Regions from separate parts of the Mus musculus genome. Here all the other regions are linked to region 1. The links are chromatin loops, found by intact Hi-C in ENCODE. Cell type or tissue: left cerebral cortex. All regions are shown on one strand. Each heading gives the region's core, and the rest is flanking DNA. Links, peaks and the distances in the headings are about the cores only.

Region 1 (8,352 bases), core at 192-8,191:
GACAACCAAGATAAGTCATCACATCTCCCTTGTGATGGAAAACATTAGCAAAGGTTCTCTCTGTGGGAAAGAGTCAACACATCAGGGACAGTTTGCTTTTAACATACTGAGCCATCTCTGACTCTGTGTCATTGTCATCTTTGCATATCCTGTCCAGCCTCTGGTATAATCCATGCATTTGTCCAAAATATTAGAAGTGGATGCTCTTGGCCAGATTTATAATAAGATGACACAACCCAAAGGACAGGCAGTTTTACATAGACAGTGTCACCTACCTACACCTCTGGATGGATACTATACAGAAAGGTAGGTGGCCCCTCCTTAGGGAGGTTTAACTTGTGTCTGGCTGAGTATGAGGTGGGCTGACCTGAAAGCCCAATTCTCATGCCACAGCCCATCCCAGTGCCTTTTCTCACGCCAGGCTCTCTTGCAAGCGGATCTACCGTGCTTTCTGCTGTATCCAAAGCTATGTTGCTTCAATCACCATTCTTGGTCCAACTGTACTGTGAGCTAGAGACACATTAATACAAAAGCTCTGAAACTCTGCTATTGACCTGACTCAGGAAGTAGCAGTCTGTAACCACATCCTGCAGAGGACTGTGCTGGCTGCAAGAGGTGCTTCGGGTATATGACATGTCCTCAGTAAATATCCATGACTGAATAAATAAGTGAATTCCTCCTTCAAAGAAACCCTGCTTGATTATGCTTTTCCTTTGAACAGTCCCTTCACTTCATGTTCGTCTTCAACCCTTAACTCTGTTCACAGGGTTCTGGACTACTGCGTGATGAGATTTAACCACTGTGTATCATCTTTAGCTTGTCTTGCTCTTTCGGTGTCATTCACATGGAAGGAAGCAAAGAAGGAAGATTCAGAAACAAACAAAAAGGCAAAGGAGAGCCCCCTGCTTGTCAGCTCAAAAGTCCAGGCTAAGAAAGTATCTGTGATTCTTTTCCTGAAATAGGTGCTGCTCCGTATTCCTTGATCACAAGTAAACCAGCATAGTACGGCACAAAAGAAGAGATAAAAACTGATGATCATCTCAGCACACACAGAAAATGCCAGGCAGGTTCAACATCCAAAAGATCACAGGAAATATTGCTTTCACTGGGGTGGCTGAAGCCATGCCCGGTCCAAAGTGAGGCTTCTAAAAAGTGAGGGTTCTACAAAGTGAGGGCTCTAGGAAGCAAGGTTCCCACAAGGCTTGCTTCTGTTCATGGCATACCAGAAGTAATGGACCAGAAAAAGAAATAAGTCTCTTGAATTGGAAGGAGAAAAGAAATATCCTTGTTTATGTAAAAAAAAAAAAACCCTAAACCCTCATCATCAACAACAAAACAGTATAAAAATAAAAAATAAATGAAATAAAGTGGCCAAGTACAAAATTGGGAGTATGAAAACCAGGGTATTTCTGTGTATGAACCATGAGCCATTCAAAAGAAAGCTTAGGAGAAGAATCCTATTCATAACAGTAAAACAAGCAAGACAGACAGACAGCAAGCAGGCCATCAAGCAAGCCATCAAGCCATCAAGCAAGCCATCAAGCAAGCAAGCAAGCAAGCAAGCAAGCAAGCAAAAACCAATAAATATGGGGAGGCAAGAAGGCTCAGCAGAGTTTCTTACTAAGAAAGAAGGAAAAAGAAACCAACTCTACACCCAAATTCTTGTCTGATCTCTACTTGTTTGCCACAACAGAAGACCTGGCCTATAATAATAAAAAATTAAGATTAAATCAAGTCCCAGCTGGGTGTCCTAGTTAGAGTTACTATTGTTGTGATGCAATTCCATGACACAAACCAAGTGAGAAAGGAAAGGATGTATCTGGCTTTTGCTTACACATCACTGTTTATCACTGAAGGAAGTCGGAGCAGGAACTCAAACAGGGCAAGAGCCTCGAAGCAGGAGCTGATGCAGAGGTCATGACGGAGTGCTGCTTACTTACTGACCTTTTCCTCATGGCTGGCTCAGCCTGCTTTCATACAGAGCCCAGTACCACTAGCCCAGGGATGGTACCACACACAATGGGCCAAGCTCCATCAATCACTAATTAAGAAAATGTTCAGCAGCTGGATCTAATAAAGGACTTTTCTTAATTGAGGTTTCCTCCTTTGAGATGTTGCTAGCTTGTGTCAACTTGATATAATACTATCCAGTACATTGGACATGCTGGCTCATACCTACAATTAATTCCAGCATTTGGGAGCTGAGGCAGGAGGCCTGTGAGTTCCAGGTTCGCCAAAGGTACACAGTGAGACCTTGTCTCAAAACAACTTCTGTTCTTCAGAATAGTTCAGTAAAAATTTCCAATAAATGAGACAATGGGGGGGAGGGGGAGCTGGTATTAGGGGCAGGATAAGCTTCATGGTAAAATACTTCACTAGTCTGTGTGAGGCCCTGGCATTTGATCCCCAGTACCCTCTTTGGTCTGTAAAAGAGCAATTTCTATCCATCAGCATTAGTAGTAAGTAGTATTTCTCAAACCACTTACTTAAACCACTAGCTTTTCCTATGAACCAACTTGTTTTCTTCACTCCATTGTCACATCTGGATTTTGTTCTTTGCCTCATTCTACTGGTTCCTGGGGATTTTATTTTATTTGCTTACATGGATCCCACGTCACCTTCCAATTTACTAATCTGTAGCATTTCGTTTTCAAAGTCCTCTTCTACCAGAATCACTCAATGAGCTGTTTTCAGGATTCAGGAGTATTCATGGCAGTTTCCTTGCAGCTCATATGTGGAAAGGTACTGACTAGTGACAAAGACATTCATCTAGCTACATCTTGTCCATCTCGGTGACAGGACCAGGCTTAACTCTTTTTTTTTTTTAGATTTATTTATTTATTATATGTAAGTACACTGTCTTCAAACACTCCAGAAGAAGGCATCAAATCTCATTACGGATGGTTGTGAGCCACCATGTGGTTGCTGGGATTTGAACTCAGGACTGTTCAGAAGAGCAGTCAGTGCTCTTAACCGCTGAGCCATCTCTCCAGCCCCCAGCCTTAACTCTTGAAGCTTACAGAAAAGACATTCAAGGACCATATCACTTTTTAGGAATGTAAGCTTGCATTTGTTGTTGTTGTTAGCCTGAAAATATAGGAATCCTTAAGAGAAACAGTAGCTCATAAGCCTAAACCCAGGCTAGAATTGGTCTCAAGATATAAAAACAGATGCAGTAACTTTCCCCTTAAACTGGGGTGTCCCTTCTGGTCAGGTTGTAGGCTATGGCTTGAGTTGTCTTTGTCCAGCAATGTAGTCAAGAAACATCATTTGTCTTTCAGATCTTGCCATGAGAACTCAGGCTGTAGATTTTAATATTTGTCTGGTATAGTCATTTTGGTTTTGAAACAAAATAGAAGTAAATAATAATCTAACCATTTGATCTTTCAGAATAGAATTAATTCTGTGTCTGCTTCATAGAACCATTCATAAAGAGTTTAGGTTTTAAGTACACCGACAGTGGAATAAAACAGGGGAAAAGACCTGTCACTGCAGGGTTCTATCTCCCAGCATTCTAGTTACACTACGGGGTTTTAGTCTACTTTTAGAATGGTTAGAGACAGACAACATTCAACAGAACCAATATAAATCTTTAACTGGGCTAGTAGTTTGGAATCATTGGCATGGTTGGTGTTTTATTTAAACGTTTGAACAGTGATCATCTGAGGTGAAGTGCTTTTTTTTTTCTTCTCCTCCTCCTCCTCCTTCTCCTCCTCCTCTTCCTCCCCCCCTCCCCCCATCCTCCTCCTCCTCCTTCTCCTCCTCCTCCTCCTCCTTCTCCTCCTCCTCCTCCTCCTCCTCCTTCTTCTTCTTCTTCTCCATAGTTCACTTTGGACCAGGTTAAGTTTCAGGATAAAGAGGCTTACTTGACCACTCTGCTAAAGCACACTTTAGTGTCCACACAGTAATAATAAACACTGTCCAAGTGAGTCATGAAAAAGTAATCTTGTCATGAAGTTTTTAAACAAGACACATTTTAAACAAGTTGGTTTGTTTCTGGCCACAGTCCCACTGGGCCTTTTGTGTGGCTTTGGCTCGTTTTAGTCACAAATTAGACAGACCTATACTAAGTATCAGCTTATTCCTAAATATCTGAATTTTTTGTTTTTCTGTTAATAACTTTGACTTCTACCTTGTTAATAATATATCTATTATTATTTTCCTTTAATATTGATCCCATCAAAGAGAAAACTAACATTTGGATTCAAAGGTTTGTTTCTAAGTCAAATGTCCACTAGGTGGAACTATTGTCTCAAACGAATGAGACTAGAAAACCTATTTCCAACTTTCCCTGTTGTTAGGGCATAAAATCTAAAGGGTGATTTCCTTCTCTTTCCCTGGTATTTTTTTTTTTTTAATATAAGCAACATTAGCACTTTGAATGCATGCCATCTGACAGCTGATATTCAGAACTGCACCGCCGTGAAGACTTCAACTAAGATGGTCCAATGCTCAGTCCTCCTGGGCACTATTCTCTTTCTTAGGCTTAATAATAACAAGTAAAAATATTTTGCTTAAAAATTTGCCTTAAAACTAGAATTTTGGAAGACTTCCTTAATAAACCAGTAATTAAAACCTCACAGACATGTAAATATATAAAAATACAAAGTACCAACCAAAAAGTTGAGGAAGCCCTCAAAACTGGAAACATGCCCACAAAGAGCAAGTTCTAGTGTCTGTCCCACATGTCTGTCAAATTTGCACAAACTACCCCTGTGCATTAATTCACACACTCTTACCCAGCACACACAAGTTTACTTAAACCACTTACTTTACTTAATGCAAATAGCACATAGCAAAGTTGGAGAGCACATTTTGTTCTTATTTGAAGTTTCTGTCCTAAATATGAAAATCTCTCCTTACTAAAATTTAACATGCTTTGCAGTAAATTAAATTGAAATACTTACAATTTTTAACATTTTATTAGATATTTTCTTTATTTATATCTCAAATGTTATCCCCTTTCCTAGTTTCCCCTCCAAAACCCCCTATCCTATCTCCCCTCCTCCTGCTCACCAACACACCCATTCCCACTTCCCTGTCCTGGCATTCCCCTACATTGGGACTTCGAGCCTTCATAGGACCAAGGGCCTCTGATCCCATTGAATTTTTAACATTTTTAAAAGCTCTTATATTTGAAGAAAATATTAATTTTTAAAGTTTTGAGATATAGTCTCCTTTACATTTACAGTCAAAATAATTTACCCAATAATTTAAGAATCTTAAAAACTAACAGAAATTCTCTAGTTTCCCTTTAAATCACTTTTCGAAATGGAATTTTGAACATCAGATTTTGATTTGTTTTATATACAAAAACCAAAGTAGTGGACACTCAGTAAATTTCTCTATCCAATCTGTTTTTTTTTTTTCCACTCTGTGGTTTTGAAAGCCTATAAATTCATGTTCTAGGTTGGATGTTGGTCTCCCAAGAACACGTTGCTGTAAATGCAGACAGCAGGCCCTGGGTGAGAGTCCCCAGCACCAAGAACATGAAGCATGTAGCCCTCTGCCACAGCAGACAGAGTACAACACTCACTTTCTCACCCATCCAGCTACTTCACCATTTATTGACCATTTCTATACAATTATTTATAGCTTTAGAAAAACACTCAACATTTCTATGTCTTTATTTTTAGTATGCTACCATATCTTTCTAAATTCTCAAAATTCTAACTTTCAAATATGGGGAAGAAAATCTCGGACTTTTTATTGTATTTTAAAACAAATCCAAGCCCCTAGGTCTGAGACTCATGGCTTTCTTCTATACAGCTCCAACTTATATTCTGAGATGTACTACATATATAATGCTGCACTGAAATACCTACTCATCATACCCAAAATACTTTTTTTTTTGATATTTTCTTTTCACTGATATTTTTCTTCTACTACAAAATATCTTCCAGCTTTTTCACATATTTAAGATAAATCTTCCCTAATCTTTCCTCTTTTTGGTTTCCCTTTTTAATCTCTCTCTCTCTTTTTCTCTTTCTGTCTGCTTGTTAGTCTTTCTCCTTTTGTTTCTTTGTCTTGTCTATTTATCATATCTATCTATCTATCTATCTATCTATCTATCTATCTATCTATCTTTTTTCTTTCTTTCTCTCTCTCTCTCTCTTTATCTTCCCATCCGTCCATTTATCACATCACCCCACATCACATCGTATCTGTCTGTCCATCCATCCATCTATCCACCCATATATCATAGCATATTATATCATATCATATCACATCACATCACATCACACCATGTATCATCTATCATCTTTCTATTCATTCATGCATCCATCTATTTATCATAGATCTGAATATCTGAGATAAGGTCTTGAATCACAGAATACCAAATTCTTGGTATGTACCATGTAGCCAATACTGGCCTGAAATCTTCATCCTACTAAATGCTGGCCTTTCAGTGACACATCACCTTAATTGGCTAGATCTCACCTTCTTGATAAGGGTCAAGTCAATTTCTAATCAGGAACAAATGGTCTAGTCTTTATCTTTTGACTGCTTTGAGTTATCTTTCAGGTCACTTATTGGTTCTACTCAGTTGGTTCATTTTCAACTTGACACAAACTAGAGTCACCTAGGAAGAGGGAAACTCAGTTGAAGAATGACTTCCATCAGATTGGACTCTGAGCTATCTCTGGGAATTTTTAAAATTAAACATAGCATGACGGCCAGCCAACTGGAGGTGGTGTTGGGCTATATAAAGAAGCATAATGAGCAATCCATGAGGAGAAGGCCAATTAACAGCACTTTTCATGCTTCTGCATCAGTTCCTGTCTCCAGGTTCCTTCCTGTAGTCCTACCCTGACTTCTTTGATGGTGGACTGTGACATGATGGATATGTAACCACATGACTCCTTTTCTTCCCAAGTTGCTTTTGGTCATGGTGTCAATCACAACAACAGAAAAAAAAATGGAGTAACATTTGCAAATGTTTTGTTTTCTGATAATCCATTTTCCACACTGAAGGAAACAAGAGCTTGATAAATACTAATCTAATTATTCCTTTTTTGAACAGATGAATTACTCTCATGATTTGAAGGACCAAGTCCAAATACCTTCAGATGGTTCTTAAGAGTGAGCATACTATGACCACTACCCATTACCTTCAGCCATTTTCAGCTCAATATTCCTGTGCCTTTAGCTTGACTTTCCTCAACTTACAATGGACTTTGGCACCCTTGGGTCTTTACATATATTCTCACAACCACCTTCAATCTCACTCCTTAATGCCAAGCATGACTAAGTTCCCATTCACCACACTTCTGAGCCTGCACATCTTCCACAGCTACTAGTATTGCATCTTTGTCCAAAATCTATCCTGTATCCTTCCAGAAGCATCCCACACTTTATGGACAGTATTTAACTGGTTTTACCCATTTCCTCCCCTGTGTGCTAATAAATTACTTTGCAGAGACTATTTCATGTTCAGCAATTATCAAACTGTTCTGTACCCAGCAAAAAATAGCATATGTTTAAAAAGTCTGTGGGGATATAATATTAATATATATACATAGGCACATGTATATCATATGTAATAAATATTTTAAGTAATCAAATTTATTAGCTTTTTGGAGAAAAGGAATTCCATGGTTGTTTAGATGGTTTTATACTGTGTTGTTGTAAACCAATTATGATATTGTATAAGCAAGTCAGTAATAAGTCACATGTGTAGACTAATTTTATCACATTTTGTTTTTGCGAGTACACAGACGGTATATTTATACTGGTTGTCATATCTTGACATTTAGGTCATCCTCATGTAACCAACAGTGATTTCTAGAAGTGATAGAGTAGATGCATTGTCCCAGAGAAGATCTGTGCATTAGCGCATGTGCATTAACCTATAACGCTTACACTAAGAACGTTATTTCTCATTGGTTATACGGAACTCCTGGAAAAGTCACTTTACTCCCTTCTGAACTACCCTCATTGTTCACAAGTTGAAGTTGTCATTGTGGTTCAGCTTAGAGATATACATCAAATGGAACATGTTTTAACTATCCTAAATAAATAACCACATAATAAAAAATCAATAAACTGCAGTTGTGCTTACTTACTGAAAATGTCTATCCTAACCTGGGCCAGAGCTAGGCAGAGGGTCATCCTCTTCCACTTCCACTAGACCAAGAGAGACCCAAGTGAGGTAAGGTAGTACTTTAAAATATTTCCCACCTCAGCAGTAGATTCCCTATCTAGCATGTGTAGAGTTACTTGTCACTCATACTCCCGTGTGTGCTGTCCCTTACACCCTGTTGCTGTTCCTGACCACTCCCTTCCCACAGACTGTGAGACATCCTTTGCCAGCCCCTCATGTTACCATTTCTGTGACACCATGGGAATTTT
Region 2 (8,352 bases), core at 77-8,076, 460 kb after region 1:
CTAAGGCTTCTCATGTTAACTATTTCTTTATTATTAGAAAAACAAAAAACCAGAAATCAATATTTAAAGATACAGTTCCTTCCTGGCATAGTAGAAGACGGTTGTAATCTAAATATATGGGAGTCTAAGGCAGGAGAATTGCTAGTTGGAGACGAAGAGAGTTCAAGACCAGCCTGAACTACATGTATAGCCCTTCCTCAAAACAAATAAAATGAAACAACCAAGCAAATAAATACTAAACAAAAAAAAAAAAAAAACAGAGTCCCTTCTGATAGCCGTGTATTCTACAGATTGTTATCAGAGCAAAGGATTCTTCGTGTAGCACTAGGGAAATTCATCACACAGGAATGGCTGCTGCCATACCAGCCACTGGGGTAAGCTGTGTGAAAAAAACAGATAGAAACTTGCCTGCTTTCAAATTTGTGGTACTTTACTTTTGGCCTAACTCAGCTGTACTGGCTAGTTCTGTGTCAACTTGACACAGCTGGGGTTATCACAGAGAAAGGAGCTTCAGTTGAGGAAATGCCTCCATGAGATCCAACTCTAAGGCATTTTCTCAATTAGTGATCAAGGAGGAAAGGCCCCTTGTGGGTGGGACCATCTCTGGGCTGGTAGTCTTGGGTTCTATAAGAGAGCAGGCTGAGCAAGCCAGGGGAGGCAAGCCAGTAAAGAACATCCCTCCATGGCCTCTGCATTGGCTCCTGCTTTCTGACCTGCTTGAGTTCCAGTCCTGACTTCCTTGGTGATGAACAGCAGTATGGAAGTGTAAGCCCAATAAACCCTTTCCTCCCCAACTTGCTTCTTGGTCATGATGTTTGTGCAGGAATAGAAACCCTGACCAAGACATCAGCCAAAAACCTCTGGCCTAATGGAAAGACCTGAGCCTGTCTGGAATCCGAGGATCTACCTGCCTAGCTCACTTTGATGCTAGAGTGATTCAGCACGACCTGCTTAAGCCTGCCTTTGCCTAGCTACTTCTGATGTAGAATAACTTCATTAGCTCTGTCTGTCACCCCATACCTTCTATTACCGTTCTCCGTCTCTTAAGTCATCTCAACCCCCCAAAAATCTCCACGTCCTCCCTCAACCCTGTATGAGCAAGAGGCTGGTTTAATTAAACAAGTCCCTGTTTGACAAGACTCCTGGCTTGGTGTGTTTCTTTTCTGCCTTCGACACTCGATATCCTGCTCAGCCCCAGACATACCCAGCTGGAATGGCTTCTCTCCTCTACCATGAACCTGCAGGCAAAGAGCCAACACTTTGCTAAGAAAAATTGACGTGATTTTTTTTAAAAAAAATACATATAAAGGCCCCCAGGAGACAGTTATATCAGGCTTCTGTCAGCAGGCTCTTGTTGGCATCTGCCATAGTGTCTGGGTTTGGTGGTTGTTTATGGGATGGATCCCCAAGTGGGACAGTTTCTGTATGGTTGCTCCTTCAGACTCTGCTCTGAACTTTGTCTCTGTAACTCTTCCCATGGGTATTTTGTTCCCCATTCTAAGAAGGATTCTGAGCTTCTGTGCTAATATCCACTTATCAGTGAGTGCATATCATGTGTATTCTTTTGTGATTGGGTTACCTCACTCAGGATGATATGCCCCAGAAGTGGATGCTCACAATTATCCATTGGACCGAGCACAAGGTCCCCAATGAAGGAGCTAGAGAAAGTATCCAAGGAGCTAAAGGGGTCTGAAGCCCCATAGGAGGAACATCAATATGAACTAACCAGTACCCCAAGAACTCCTTGGAACTCAACCAATCAAAGAAAACACATGGTGAAACTTGTGGCTCTAGCTCTATATGTAGCAGAGGATGGCCTAGTTGGTCATCAATGGGAGGAGAGGCCCTAGGTCCTGGGAAGGTTCTATGCCCCAGTATAGGGGAAGATCAGAACTAGGAATGAGAGTGGGTGGGTTGGGGAGCAGGAAAAGAGGGGAGGGGATAGGGTTTTTTTGGAGGGGAAACTAGGAAAGGGGATAACATTTGAAATGTAAATAAAGAAAATATCTAATAAATACATATAAAAAGGAGCTGAAGAGTTGTCCCAGTGGGTAGAGTACATACAGTTTTGGCAGAAGACCTGGGGTTGGCTCCTATTACTCATGTCAGGAAGCTCAAAACTGCCTACTAACTCCATTTCCAGGGCACCTGAGCTGCTTTGCTGGTCTGCACAGCAACCAACCTGTAAGCACATGGTGCACATGCAGATATTCAGACACAGCAAATAAAATAATACATCTCTTTTAAAAATTAAAGAAGAAACACTGCAATGCAATTCATCAAATTGTGACTGGACTCCTGCACTATGGCACACACTTGAGTTTCATTAGGCCAAAGATGTGTCTTCTTAGAGTGCTGGCTTTAACTTCTAGGATACCTGGATCAGATGAGTCTGACGAGCAAGCAAACTGGCTGTGAAATTCTTTTGGTAGCAGTCCCAGAAATGACTTTTAACAGACAGGACAGATAGTTTGACAACAAAAATGTAAAAGAACTAAACTCATTTGAAATGATGTTTGCACATATCCTGTAAGTACCAGACGTGAAGACATTATTGCTATCAAAGAACATCATCTCTGATGATGCTTGATCTCGGGAGAACTGCAGTTTGCACCATTGGATCTGATGGCTATTTTACTACACCAGGAAATCAAGTCACCCTCACCTACTCTGTGCTGGGCATTGGCTTCTTGAGAATTCTGCCAAGACTTCACAAGCAGAGATACCAACTGTAATGTGGGCCCAGGACTATGACATCTCTCCCATTTTCTGTATACCAGAGATAGGTTGGCTATTCTAACAGAGTATGTTTTATATTGGAACAAATTTTAACAGAAAAATCTATTGGTGTCTTCTAGATTTCTCAATCCCTTAGTGAGCCACAGCTACACTGGATTTAAATTTGTTCCCCACACAGAACTCTGGCCACATGAGTTTTGTGTCTCATACACAAGCAGCCCAACTAGTCATGAGAAGGCTATCACCCCAGGGCCTGCTGAAGAGGGCTGGAGCTTATTTCCAAACCTAGTCAGCATTCAATGGTTTGCAGTAAAGCTCTGAAACTCATCCCTTCTGTATTTCTGAGAACGAGAAGTGTTGTGAAATGCTGCCCTCTGGATATGGCATGCATGTTTCACACATGGTTTCCAGAAGCTTCGGTTTCCTACACAAGACCTGAACAGTATCAAGCCAGTAAAAAAAAATCCCAGTCAGTCTGTTCTAGGCGTGAAGGATGTACCGATGTAGTCTGTTCTAGCAGTAGATGATGCACCCGTGCAGTGTGTTCAGGAGAGCAGGATGCCACCAGGGCAGTCTATTTTAGCAGTCAAGCATGCGCCAATGTAGTCTGTTCTCAGAGTGAAAGATATCTGTTAGAGATCTCTCTCTCTCTCTCCCTCTCTCCCTCTCTCCCTCTCTCTCTCTCTCTCTCTCTCTCTCTCTCTCTCTCTCTCTCTCTCTCTCTCTCAAACCTCCTTCCAGAAAACTCTGGCAGGAAAACCTACAAGCTACTCATTCACTTTTGTTTTGGGCCTTTCACAGTCTCAAATTGTCAGATATTGTCTGAAAAACTTTGAACACGAACTAAGCCAGAAAATTAGGGCTTTGGAAGGAGACACCAGATGAAGGAACAGAGTCAAGAAAATATGGCTATGTTCCCCAGGAAACAGCCAGCAAACTTGTAAGAGCCAGGTAGGTGAACTTTGCCAATGCAAATGATCCTCTTAAGCTGCAAGCTCAAATACCAAATTTTAAGCAGATACATTGAGTGAAAAATGGCTCTAATAAGCTGAATAACAATGATACCTCACACAAACATAATGCCAGACATTTTTTAATTGTACTCACATGGACATTTCTCTGTGCTGTCAGGACACGTGTAAACAGGACACAACGTTATTGTAGCATTTTCCCTGATTCTGATTCATGTAACCTACACACAGAAGACTAAGGGCTTTCTTGGACCCACATGCCTTTTGACAATTAGGCTGCTGAAAGTAGGGACCCCAGGAAATTAAAATTTCCCTGGGAATTTTATGCTAGCAGTCAAAGGGAAGACTTAATTCCCTGAAGAGATTCCCACAGTTTTAACAACTTGACAGATCCCTGTTCAAGAAAAAACTGAACAGGTGATGGTTGGGGCCTCACTTTGACTGAGACAGCTTAGCCATGTACACCTCTTGCCCTCTCCTTAAATCTAAATCTCATGTTGTGATCCCCAAGATGGCCTTGTTGGGCCATTGGAGCCTTTTGCTCTACTTCCCACTATAGCCACATTGACTTCAGTGTTTCAGTATTACATTTCTGTTGTACTGGCCTAGTGAAGATGTGTGGCCAAGCCTGGCTTGTCAAGGCTTTAAGACACAGCACGAATTCTTATGGCTCTAGCAGCAGTAATTCTCTTCTGGGATGTAAATAATTTTGTTGGTTCATCTAGAAAGACATAGTGGGCCCTCACCCAGTGTCTTGAGTTCTCCCACAAGCACCTAGAGCAGTGGTTTTCAACTTTCCTAATGTGATGATGACCCTTTAATATGGTTCCTGATGTTGGGGTAAATCTCAACCATAAAATTAATTTTTTTCTGCTACTTCATAACTGTAACTTTGCTACTCTTATGAACTGTAATGTAAATAGTTCTGGAAATAAAGGATTCTTAAAGGAGTTGTGACCCACAGGTTGAGAACCACTGACCTAAGATACTCAAAATAACCCAGCAGAGTGGGGAGATCACAGGTTAGGTGAGACTCAAAGGATCTCCTTCTATGGCTATGTATAAATTTAATCCAAAACATCACATTTTCTAGCTGCCAGACTGGAGAGATGGCTCAGTGGTTAAGAGCACTGGTTGCTCTTCCAGGGGATCAGGGTTCAATTCCCAGCACACACATGTCAACTTCCAGTTCCAGCATATTTGACACCCTCACACAAAAGACATAAGGGCAGGCAAAGCACCAATGTACATAAAATAAAAATAAAATCCTAATTTTAAAAACATATTTTTTTTTCTAGCAGCCACAGTAGGTTTCAGTTGTCAGGGAGCTGGGAAGGAAACAGTAAAATGAGAAACAGAAAGTCAAGGAGTAATGAAATGTTTGGAGGATACCTCCATTTGGCCCCAGAGTTGACCTCATGTCAGGCAATTAGGTTTGACAATTGACTTTGTACAATTGTTGTTTTTAAATGGAAACCATTTAATGTTCCCACATTGTTTGGATGTTGGTTTTCTTTCTGTTCTCCTATCCAAACTAGCCGGTAAGAAATAAAGACCGAGTGATCAATGTATTTTAGCTGAAATTTAAAATTACATAAGAAATAATGATAAAATTAATAATTTACAAAAATTGTCTGTGAAATTTAAGAACTGTACCAAGAAGAGAGGTGTCTCACAGCAGGAAATTAAAATTTTAAATGTAAAGGTTGTGTCCAAGCTGAAACTGCTAACTACTGGGAAACTAATTCCCCAGTTCCTGGCCTCGGGCTTTAATACTTTCCTTTGCTTTATCTCCCCTCTTTGTTCTTTCCTGAGCAATAGCACATTAAGAGAAGCACTTGCTATGACCACCTCAGAGATGGGCAGTGGTTTAGAGTGACTTGGATGATCGGTTTCTGAGTCCACATGAGCCCAGAAGTAGGCTCTGTTGCAGTCAAAGACCTTGGCACATTGAGGTTGAAAGCCGTGTTTTGTTTTGTTTTGTTTTATTTTGTTTTGTTTTGTTTTGTTTTACTTTCTCTCTCTCTCTCTCTCTCTCTCTCTCTCTCTCTCTCTCTCTCTCTCTCTCTCTCTCTCTGTGTGTGTGTGTGTGTGTATGAGAGAGAGCCCTTGTACTTTGCTAGCTACATGCACATGAGAAACCAAGTAACACAGGATTTGGAGCAAGAGTCTAGCCTTAAATTCTAGAATTATTTATTCTCACATGGGAAGAACCCCAGTTCTCTCTTCACTTGATGATAGTTCTTTTACTCAAGATCCTCAGATGGATTTAAATGTCTTTCTACTAAAAGGCTGAATGGCAGAGGCTTTTTCTTACATTTTATGAAGGTCAGCTGAAAGTGCAGCCTGCTGTGGGTCCTGTTCTGTACGTAAACTCTGTAATTAAGAGGTAAGCTTCATGTTGTCCTTTTACAGCAGAGAATCAACAGACAAGAATGATACAATGTCACAAGAGACTTAAAAAATAAAAAGCGTAACCACTCAGAGTCTACAGAAACATTTCAGAATAATAATTACTGAAAGCATCATTTCAGAATCCTTGACTTGTCCTAAATTTCATTTTCTTAGAAATACACTGAATTTTTCTCAACTTACAGAGGATATAAATCACATTTTACACAAACAGCCATCTAACTTTTATTTTAAAAGTAAATGACAAGTTTCAAAGTGAAGTGCAAAACATTTTTTAAGGTGTATTCCTTAGGTGAAAATTTCCCCAAATGTGTTTAATCACCAGACAAGCACTATTTAGAGTCTACAGTTAAGACAATATCTAAGCATCTTTATTAAACAGTCTTCTTATAATTCTTATAACCTTAGCAAGGTTAGCACCACTAAATCTATGGATCAGAGTTTGGTACAGAAACCTAGCAAAGGGTTCTAAGGTTTGCATTGTAAAAAGCTGAGTCCCTGAGAAACATCCACGCCCTCAGCGTACAAAAGATCCCGCAAAAACCTTGGATCACAGTAACACAGAAGACCCACATGGATACATATGATAGTTCTACAACAGTGAAAGAGGACAATGGTGAGCCTCTTACAAGTTTGAGGGGTAGTGCTAGTGGCCACCAGTAGATATAATGTAGCTAGCCTGCCAAAGGTCATATTCTATGTCTTCAACTTGTAAAACCTTCGAGCAAACGACTTCAAATCTTTTAATTTCCCTCACCTGGTAAAACTTTTATTTGTAAAAAGATTCTCTCTCTCTCTCTCTCTCTCTCTCTCTCTCTCTCTCTCTCTCTCCCTCCCTCCCTCCCTCCCTCCCTCCCTCCCTCCCTCCCTCCCTCCCTCCCTCCCTCCCTCTCTCTCTCTCTCTCTCTCTCTCTCTCTCTCTCTCTCTCTCTCTCTCTCTCTCTCTCTCTCTCTCTCCCTCCCTCTCACACATACACATACATGTGCACATGACATGCACACACACTTCATGTCAAGAACTTGATGGCCTGGAGAGGCCAGCCCCTTCCCCCTTTTCTTCATTTTCTTTGTGTCAATTCTTTTAAAACTAGCCACTCTCAAAAGACTATGAGGTTGGCCACAGCTGATGAGAAAAAGACACTGTCACTATCTGTATTAGAATAAAAAACAGGTGAATTTACTACCTGTGTGCTCAAATCCAAAGTATTGGAAAATCTTATGGACAGTATTTCATTATAGTGGGCTTACTTGCATAAAAAATTAAATAAAACTTATTGATGCTGGCTTCTTGTAGCAGTATTTACTAACTATATGAGTTAATGAGGTAAAGGAAATCTAAGGGGTAGTTTCCATGTTCTTACATAATGTAATTCGATAAAATGCAAACTTTTGTCACACAAAAATTTGTGTACATTAGTAAACACACTCATTTAAAAAGTATGTGAAGAACAAAATCTTTAATATAACTTCTATAATATTTTTTCAGAATTATTTAACCTATTATATTCTATATCTATAAAACAAGTATGCTTTATATTACATTAAAGATTTTTCAATATAAATATGAAGTCTAATGATGCAATGAATATAAATACTCTACATTTTATGTTGCCTTTTTGTGAACAATACTGTTTAATTATGATAATTTGATAATGTATAGGTGTATCAAATTAGATATTAAGACATCCAATCCTTTTTTTATAATGGCTTTTATAAAATTCTCTCTCTCCTCCTCCTCTCTTTCTTCTTTCTTTCCTTGGAGACATTGGTGTTTTGCTTACAGGTATATCTGAGTGAGAGTATTGGAGGCCCTGGAACTGGAGTTGTAGACAGTTGTGAACTGCTGTCTGGTTGCTGAGAATTGAACCTGGGTCTCTGGAAGAGCAGCCACTGCTGCTCTCAACCACTGAGCCATCTCTCCGGCCCCAAGGCATCGGCATCCAGTCTTATAAAATTATTTACACCCAACTGAAATAATGTCGAGTTAAACTGTGTTATATAAATTGCAAAAAGAACCTATCTTACCATTGTCATAAATAGCAGATGGGAACTAATCAAGTCATATATTTCATAGAGAGCAAAGACCAGAAATTATGCTAAAGTGTCTATTTATAGAGAACCAAACTTTAATTTTCCTAATCTTTTATATTTTAAATTTACTTTTTAAATTTCCCCAGCAAAATGCAAATTAGAAGGCTCTCAGTATTTAATACAACAGATTTTAACAATG
Region 3 (8,352 bases), core at 278-8,277, 450 kb after region 1:
CATTGGCTTGTTTGAGTTAATTTTATATCCAGCTACTTTACCGAAGCTGTTTATCAGGTTTAGGAGTTCTCTGGTGGAATTTTTAGGGTCACTTATATATACTAACATATCATCTGCAAAAAGTGATATTTTGACTTAATCTTTTCCATTTTGAATCCCCTTGATCTCCTTTGGTTGTCGAATTGCTCTGGCTAGGAGTTCAAGTACTATGTTGAATAGGTAGGGAGAAAGTGGGCAGCCTTGTCTAGTCCCTGATTTTAGTGGGATTGCTTCCAGCTTCTCACCATTTACTTTGATGTTGGCTACTGGTTTGCTGTAGATTGCTTTTATCATGTTTAGGTGTGGGCCTCGAATTCCTGATCTTTCCAAGACTTTTATCATGAATGGGTGTTGGATCTTGTCAAATGCTTTTTCTGCACCTAACGAGATGATCATGTGGTTTTTGTCTTTGAGTTTGTTTATATAATGGATTACATTGACGGATTTTCGTGTATTAAACCATCCCTGCATCCCTGGAATAAAACCTACTTGGTCAGGATGGATGATTGTTTTTAGTCCATTGATATTAAGGAAAAGTAATTGTTGCTTCGTAATATTTTTGTTGTTAAAGTTTGTATTCTGTTCTTGTGGCTGTCTTGTTTTAGGTTTGTTGAGGGATTACCTTCTTGCTTTTTCTAGGATTGGTTTCCATCCTTGTATTGTTTTTTTTTTTGTTATCCTTTGAATGGCTGGATTCATGGGAAGATAATGTGTGAATTTGGATCTGTCATGGAATACTTTTGTTTCTCCATCTAGGGTTATTGAAAGTTTGGCTGGGTATAGTATCCTGGGTTCGCATTTTTGTTCTCTTAGTGTCTGTATAACATCTGTCCAAGTTCTTCTTGCTTTCATAGTCTCTGGTGAAAAGACTGGTGTAATTCTGTTAGGCTTGCCTTTATATGTTACTTGACCCTTTTCCCTTACTGCTTTTAATATTCTATCTTTATTTAGTGCATTTGTTGTTCTGATTATTATGTGTCGGGAGGATATTCTTTTCTGGTCCAGTCTATTTGGGGTTCTGTAGGCTTCTTGTATGTTCATGGGCATCTCTTTCTTTATGTTTGGGAAGTTTTCTTCTATAATTTTGTTGAAGATATTTGCCGGTCCTTTGAGTTGAAAATCTTCATTCTCATCTACTCCTATTATCCGTAGGATTGATCTTCTCATTGTGTCCTGGATTTCCTGGATGTTTTGAGTTAGGATCTTTTTGCGTTTTGTAATTTCTTTGATTGTTGTGACGATGTTCTCTATGGAATCTTCTGCACCTGAGATTCTCACTTCCATCTCTTGTATTCTGTTGCTGATGCTGGCATCTATTGTTCCAGATTTCTTTCCTAAGGTTTCTATCTCCAGCGTTGCCTCACTTTGGGTTTTCTTTATTGTGTATACTTCCCTTTTTAGGTCTTGGATGGTTTTATTCAATTCCATCACTTGTTTTGTTGTGTTTTCCTGAAATTCTTGAAGGGATTTTTGTGTTTCCTCTTTAAGGTCTTCTACCAGTTTAGCAGTGTTCCCCTGTATTTCTTTGAGTGAGTTATTAAGGTGCTTTTTGATGTCCTCTACCATCATCATGAGGTATTCTTTTAGATCCAGGTCGAGCTTTTCGGGTTTGTTGGGGTGCCCTGGACTGGGCGAGGTGGGAGTACTGGGTCCTGGTGATGGTGAGTGGTTTTGGTTTCTGTTAGTAAGATTCTTACATTTACCTTTCACCCTCTGATAATCTCTGGAGTTAGTTGATTTAGTTGTCTCTGGTTAGAGCTTGTTCCTCAGGTGATTCTGTTTGCCTCTATCAGCAGACCTGAGAGACTCGATCTCTATTCTGAGTTTCAGTGGTTAGAGCACTCTCTGCAGACAAGCTCTCCTCTCACAGGGGAGGTGCACAGATATCTGGCATTAGGACCTCCCTCCTGGCCGAAGACGAAGGCCCAAAACAGGACCTGACCAGTGGCTGAGTCGTTTTGGCCTGTCCCAGAAGCTGTTAGCTTTTGTATTCTACACTCTCACCTGTGCAGAATATTCTCTGGGGGGGTCCCGGAACCAAGATGTCTGCCGCAGATGCTCAGGCAAAGCACTCCTGGGCCGGGCAGACTCCTATCCTCTGGCCGGTAAAGTGGCCGGATGTCCGGGGCCCGAAAAGAGGGGCTGCCTTAGAAGCTCTGTGGCTCCTGCCTGTCCCAGAAGCTATTAGCTTCTGTATTCTGTACACTCACCTGGCAGAATACTCTCGGCATGCTCCCGGAACCAAGATGTCTGCTGCCCATGCTCAGGCAATGTCCAGATTTGACTTCTTAATTTCTGTCTCATTTGTATATTCTCAAATGATTTCTAAACTTTCATTTTATTCATTGTGGATCTTATTATCTTTATCTTAATATTTTGGACAGGCCATCTTGTTGTGGTACACTTATTATAACTATTGTGTTAGAAGAACAGTACTTATTCATACTGTTGATCTTATTATCTTTATCTTAATATTTTGGACAGGCCATCTTGTTGTGGTACACTTATTATAACTATTGTGTTAGAAGAACAGTACTTATTCATACTATTGATTTTACTTAACTTAAAAGTCTAAATTGTATATTGCTATACTGCTTTCTTTTTCTCCTCTTTTAAGTGTTTGGGAAATCTTGTTGCTTTGATAACTTCTGGTAGACAGGTCTGTCTAAAAGCATTGGCGTGGAGGAAAGGCTTAGCCCCAGCCAACCTCTGGAGTACATCCTGTTTTGGGCAATGGCTCTTGTTTCTCAGAATATCTAGTGAAAAGATAAAACAGTTACTACTGTCTTTCCCCTATTTTTTTGACCCCACATGAACAAGGCATATCTCAAGGACAAGAGTCTTGTATCTTTTAAAACTTTTTATTACAGTACATTAATTTTTATATGTAAGAGGTTCTAAGAACAATTTGCCAGAGTCAGCTCGCTCCCTCCACCTTGTGGAACCCTGGAACCAAACTCTGAACACCAGGCTTGGCACCAGGTACCTTTACCCACTGAGTTACCTTACAGAAGCCACAATCTTGTATTGTGGCCTCATCCACACTTTACCCCTACAAAGCCAATCAGTGCAAGTCCAGAACTTGCAGAAAAATCCATCTTTCTTCAACACCACATGTAGGAATACAATGAATGGCCATAACCAGCATAAAGCTGAAGTTTCAGAAAAAATAAATGCCTACTCACGGTTGCATCCTGGCAAGTCACTAAAGTTCAGAAGCACTGGGAAGACAGGTGGTGAATGGAAGCATGGAGGATGAATGAGAAGTTGGTGATTCAGTACTACTTATGAGCTTATAACCTGAGGAATGATATCCTTAGACACCGATAAGACACCACAGTAGAAGAGGAACAGCAAAGCTGGAGGCAGCACACGTGCCTAGAGGAGCACTGGCTGCAAATCAATTAGACTGGAGGCTTCCACCGGGAGATTACCTTTGTGGTATAGTAGAAGACTGACTATCAGGGACAGCTTATTTAAAAGTAATGATGATTTTCTGCGAGAGTGTTGTTTTCTCAAATGACTGTTTGGATTTCCTAGCCAAAATCATGATTAATTCTGGAGTCCAAATGAAAGCAAGTATTAATGTGGAGCCAAATGACCTCACTTGGGTATGAAGAAAGCTGTAAGTAAGTCTGCTTAGCCTGATCCAGTCGTTCCTACTGCAGTGTCTAATTTAGAAAATGGATGTTCAATACAATCACTCCCCAATATAAAAGTGACTTGTATGTGACACAGAGACTGCAAGGGTCTCTGCTTGGATTAGAGCCTCATGCTAATGTGTTTTATTAAGTCTCCTAAACTTGTAAAATACATTTTATATCAGCTCACAAATATTCTAAGAAGAGCAGTCCCTTCATGGTGTGCTTTGAAATGAACCTTTCTGAGTATGTATACTCAGGGATTCATTGTATAGTACCAGATAGGTTGTTTGTTTGCTTCTTTGTTTATTAGTATGTCAATACTAATTTGTCAGTATGTTAATATGTCAAAATAAGTGAGAAAGCCAATTTTTAAAGAGATATAAATTTACAGCCCATGAAGAACATAGATGCTATCAGATAGGGCTCACTGGAGAGGAAAAGACGGCCTAGAATTACAAGGTAGCAAACTGGAGGTGGGAGGCATCCCTGGAAATAATACCGTTGTTACAGAAAGTTTGCTAGGTTAATAGCATGAAACTTTAACTTAGAAAAAACTAGTTAATGATGAAAATCGGGAGAGGTGGGTTTCATTTGTTAAGAAAAACAATAAAATGTGGGTTCCATACAGTTTGACTCCTCCTGAAAATTGCACATTACCTTGCCCTTAGCAACACCCCAGTGCATAATAATGCTAGCGTCAGCCAATGCATTTTGAAACTCACTCCGTAGTCTCCCTCAGATCGATGGTGTATTAATTTTAGTCTTTAAACTTCTTTAAATGCAAAAAAACTTTTAAGATGCATGACTATAAAAACAAAGAAAAAATTCAACATTTATCTTTCAAAGCTTTCTTTGGTCTCTGCCGTACTACCTTGAATGTGCCCAATCTCATCAACAAACCTCATTTCTTATTGAACAAGACCCCTGTCTAAGATTCTTTTCACTTACTGGAACATGTGTATAAATACATGGATATGGGAGAGAGTATACACAATGGAAAGTGATGATCTGGCAAACCTGTTCCACCATGCAAAAACGATTTTCCTTGGCCTGCATGGAGTAGGTACACAGAAAGGATAGGATGTGCTTTCTCTGACACATGTGCTGCCCCTTCTGAGACTTTAGCAGCATTAAAGGAATGAAGGACATAGAGTGCTCGAGTTGATTTAGATTCATCCTGTGGTTCTCACACTCAAATGCTGTTTTTTCTTTTGGGAGCTTGGAATTTGCTGCCAAGAATATAAATTACTTAACCACGGCAGGCACAAACCCAGAGCTTTAGCTCTTTCAGATTTGAAGGGAGAAAAACAGATGAGAGATTATGTTTCTTGCTCACAGTCAGCCTTACAGCTGACAGAGATATTAGAGCTTGTGGCAACAAGAGAAGAAAATGAAGGGATGAAACAAGGAACAAATGTAACAAAACACAACTAGACAGTCTTGGCATTTTGCATTCACTGTTATATGCTCATTAATTTCCATCTCTTCCCCATTACACTATGGCAAGATTTTGTTTTGCTTACTAAAGATTCAAATGCACTAAGAATATTTGAAAAAGCCACAAAAAGCCAGGTGGGGTGGCTTTTTCAAATATTCAAAGTTTTCAAAAATTCAAATATTTTTTTCAAATCCCAGCATTTGAGAGGTAGTGGCAAGAGGATCTATGAGTTAGGGGCTATCCTAGTCTACAGAGATAGTCTGGGATAAACAGAGAAATGCTTTCTTGACTTCCACCCCAGAATAAGAAAAAGAAGGAGGAGGAGAAAAAGGAGGAGGAAGACAGGGAGGTGGGGGAAGAAAGAGGAGGGAGGGAAGAAGGGAGGGAGGGATGGAGGGAGGGAGGGAAGGAGGGAGGGAGGAAGAAGAGGAGGAAGAGGAGGAGGGAAATAAGTTACAAGGAAATAATTTATTCTATATGTATTTAATATATAATACATAGGTTTTATATAAAATATATAAGTTATATGTATATAAACACACTACATATACATATATATTACATACACATATTTTGGATGAAGTTAATACTACTTAAGGTACTAATGCTCCTTAGGTAAATAATGCTCTCACCTTGACATAGACTGTCTAATAATAACCCTATTGCTGAGCATGGAACACCTCCTTCTAAGTTTTTGGTCAGAGTACTTCCAGTAGTCCTCTAAAGCATTATGGGCTATTGCCATGTCTCATGGTTGCATAGAAGAATTTGAAGGTAAGATCATATTGCTGCAGATACCACAGATTTGAGACATATAATTTAGAAGAATTAAGTTTGGAATTAACTTGGAAGCCTCTCCCATGAGAACTAGTTATCATAGTATGGGAAGGAGTGGCACAAGTTGCTAAGGAAGAAAAACAATCCATAGTCATACTCAGTCTTTTAGCTTATGAAAAATAACAATGGTCAGAATGGCAAGCTCATTTATCCATAGTGGGACTACAGTGACATGTACATCTCGAGGATAACCAACAATTGTCTGATTGGTCTTATGGACTGCCCAAGAGGAGGGCATTCATGCTCGATACTGTAAACAAAGCTATCTTAGAATTTCTATTTCTGTGATAAAACATCATGACCAAAAGCAATTTGAAGAGGAAAGGGCTTATATTATATTATACTTTCAGGTGACAGTTCACCACGAAGGGAAGTTAGGGCAGGAACTCAAGACTGGGACCTAGAGGCAGTGAATGAAGCAGAATCCATGGATGGATGCTGCTTACTGGCTTGCTTAGTCTACTTTTCTATATAACCCAAGATCATAACTCAAAGGATGGCACTTCCCAAAGTGAGCTGTGCTTCATACATCAATCATTAATCAAAAAGTAAGCCACAGACTTGCCTACGGGCTGATCATTGGGAACATTTTCACAATTAAAATTCCCTCTTCCCAACTATGTCTAAGTTTTTGTCAAGTTTATAAAAACCAACCAATGCACTATCCAAGCCTCTGTGACTAATGAGGTAAAAAACTTTGGAGGAGAACCCACCACTGCCATATTCCTAAACCAGTTTAATTTGTTACTGCATTCTAATTACTTAGACATAAACCCACAGGTAAGTGTAGCTCTCATCATCAAAGAAGTCTCTTTGACAGAGACAGTTATATAAATCTAAAACTGGTCAAAACGAAGAGAACAGCTGACTATGAGCTACCCAGTGCTAATGGAAACACCTACAACACAATTCTCACACCCAAGGCCTGCAGAGCATCATAGAAGAGAGGGGCAAAAGATCTTAAGAGCCAGAGGACTCTGTTCTGCAATAACATCTATATGTGATGGGGGAAGCTGTACCTATGAACTCTCAGAAATATAGTACCCTAAACAAGAGCTTTATAATATCTCTCACTCACTCCTGGCCTGACAAGCCTGCATGGCTCCACTTGGGGGTCATGGTATTTCCTCACCCGTGTCTTGGGTGTCAAGGGTATTTCCTCACCCTTTCTCATATAATGTCAACTTCATAGCACCAGTGCACATGCTAAGGTGGGTAGGGGAAATATCATAAAGATTCTACCCCAGATGAAGTGTTATGGGTAACTAATTACTACTGAGAGTGGAAGAATCCATTTTTTCCAGGGAAGAGCTGCTGAGATGTAGTCAATCCTAAACCAATGCACACAAAAGCAACACTGAATGGATGCAAAGGAAATAGTGGGACATGGGAGGAAGAGTTGTATGAAGGGGAGAAAAGGATGGAAACGATGTAAATACAGAGCTTATATATGAAACTTTAAAAGTAATTGAAAAAATCTTTTTAAAATCTTTCAGCTATAACTGGTCTCATGGCTTATTTTTCTAATTATAAGTAATACCTATTTAGGTTATACTTACTTGAAGAATATGCAATCTGAAAAGGAAAACAAAAGGACAGAAAAATGACATTTAATACCATTACAAAAATATTCTGATAACATTTCACACCTGTTTTTCCAAGTTTTCTTCAATGTGATCTTGTTCATTAAGAATAGGGTCATTTTATGAATGATATTTTGCTGTTGCCACTTCTTTCCTTTCCACAGCGATAATGACAGCTTCCATAAACTACTTAAGTAGCCACTTTATAACTGGCTTTTAAGTTGCTTCATAATTTAGCTACTGTATATTAGGTAGTTATCTGAATGAATACGAATCATAGAGTTATCTACAGTTTTAAAAAATAAGACGACAAAATAGTACATCTTGCTGACAAATACATCTTTTAATTATATAAAATTATCTTATTTTCAACAGTTCATAGGCATTTATATTATTTAGTAATGTGCCTTTATACCCACTTGGCAAGACTTTATTGAATGACCTATTGTGTGAATGGTTCTGGGTAGATCTGAGTAAGTGGGTTGTGGTGGTCTTGGTCTCATGTGGTTTAAATAATACTGTGTGCTGACAAGAGAGAGAGAGAGAGAGAGAGAGAGAGAGAGAGAGAGAGAGAGAGAGAGAGAGAGAGAGAGGAGAGAAGGGAGGGAAAGAGGGAAAGGCCAGGGAGGTGAAGGAGGATGAAAAGGAGAATTAAAGATTGAAGTAAACACAGATTTTTAACTCCAAAAATTCACTTAGCGATATCAGCCAAATTCTTTGACAGGCTGATAGTAAGTTTACCCTTGAATAATCCAAAACCAACAGTTATTTAAGAATTCAAATGGGATGGGAGAAGAAAATAAATGTGCAA

The links. Peaks named below come from ENCODE experiments on the same cell type or tissue, not always from the same donor. Only the 100,000 strongest peaks of a DNase experiment are listed, where the experiment ranks them.
Region 2: a loop joins it to region 1, with 2.8 times the contacts of the local background. A loop is called at or near these places in 2 of 42 quality-filtered maps.
Region 3: a loop joins it to region 1, with 2.2 times the contacts of the local background. A loop is called at or near these places in 2 of 42 quality-filtered maps.

The regions. Positions count from the first base shown.
Region 1 is chr6:65,647,348-65,655,699 of GRCm38, forward strand. No RefSeq gene overlaps it. Among named protein-coding and RNA genes, the nearest start is that of Gm36144, 20 kb to the right of the region's middle. In left cerebral cortex, for the core only: a CTCF peak has its summit at 4,218 (motif pointing right); a DNase peak (open chromatin) is centred at 4,241.
Region 2 is chr6:66,111,307-66,119,658 of GRCm38, forward strand. No RefSeq gene overlaps it. Among named protein-coding and RNA genes, the nearest start is that of Gm23625, 130 kb to the left of the region's middle. In left cerebral cortex, for the core only: no CTCF peak of the experiment used is centred there; a DNase peak (open chromatin) is centred at 3,095.
Region 3 is chr6:66,096,948-66,105,299 of GRCm38, forward strand. No RefSeq gene overlaps it. Among named protein-coding and RNA genes, the nearest start is that of Gm23625, 110 kb to the left of the region's middle. In left cerebral cortex, for the core only: no CTCF peak of the experiment used is centred there; a DNase peak (open chromatin) is centred at 4,924.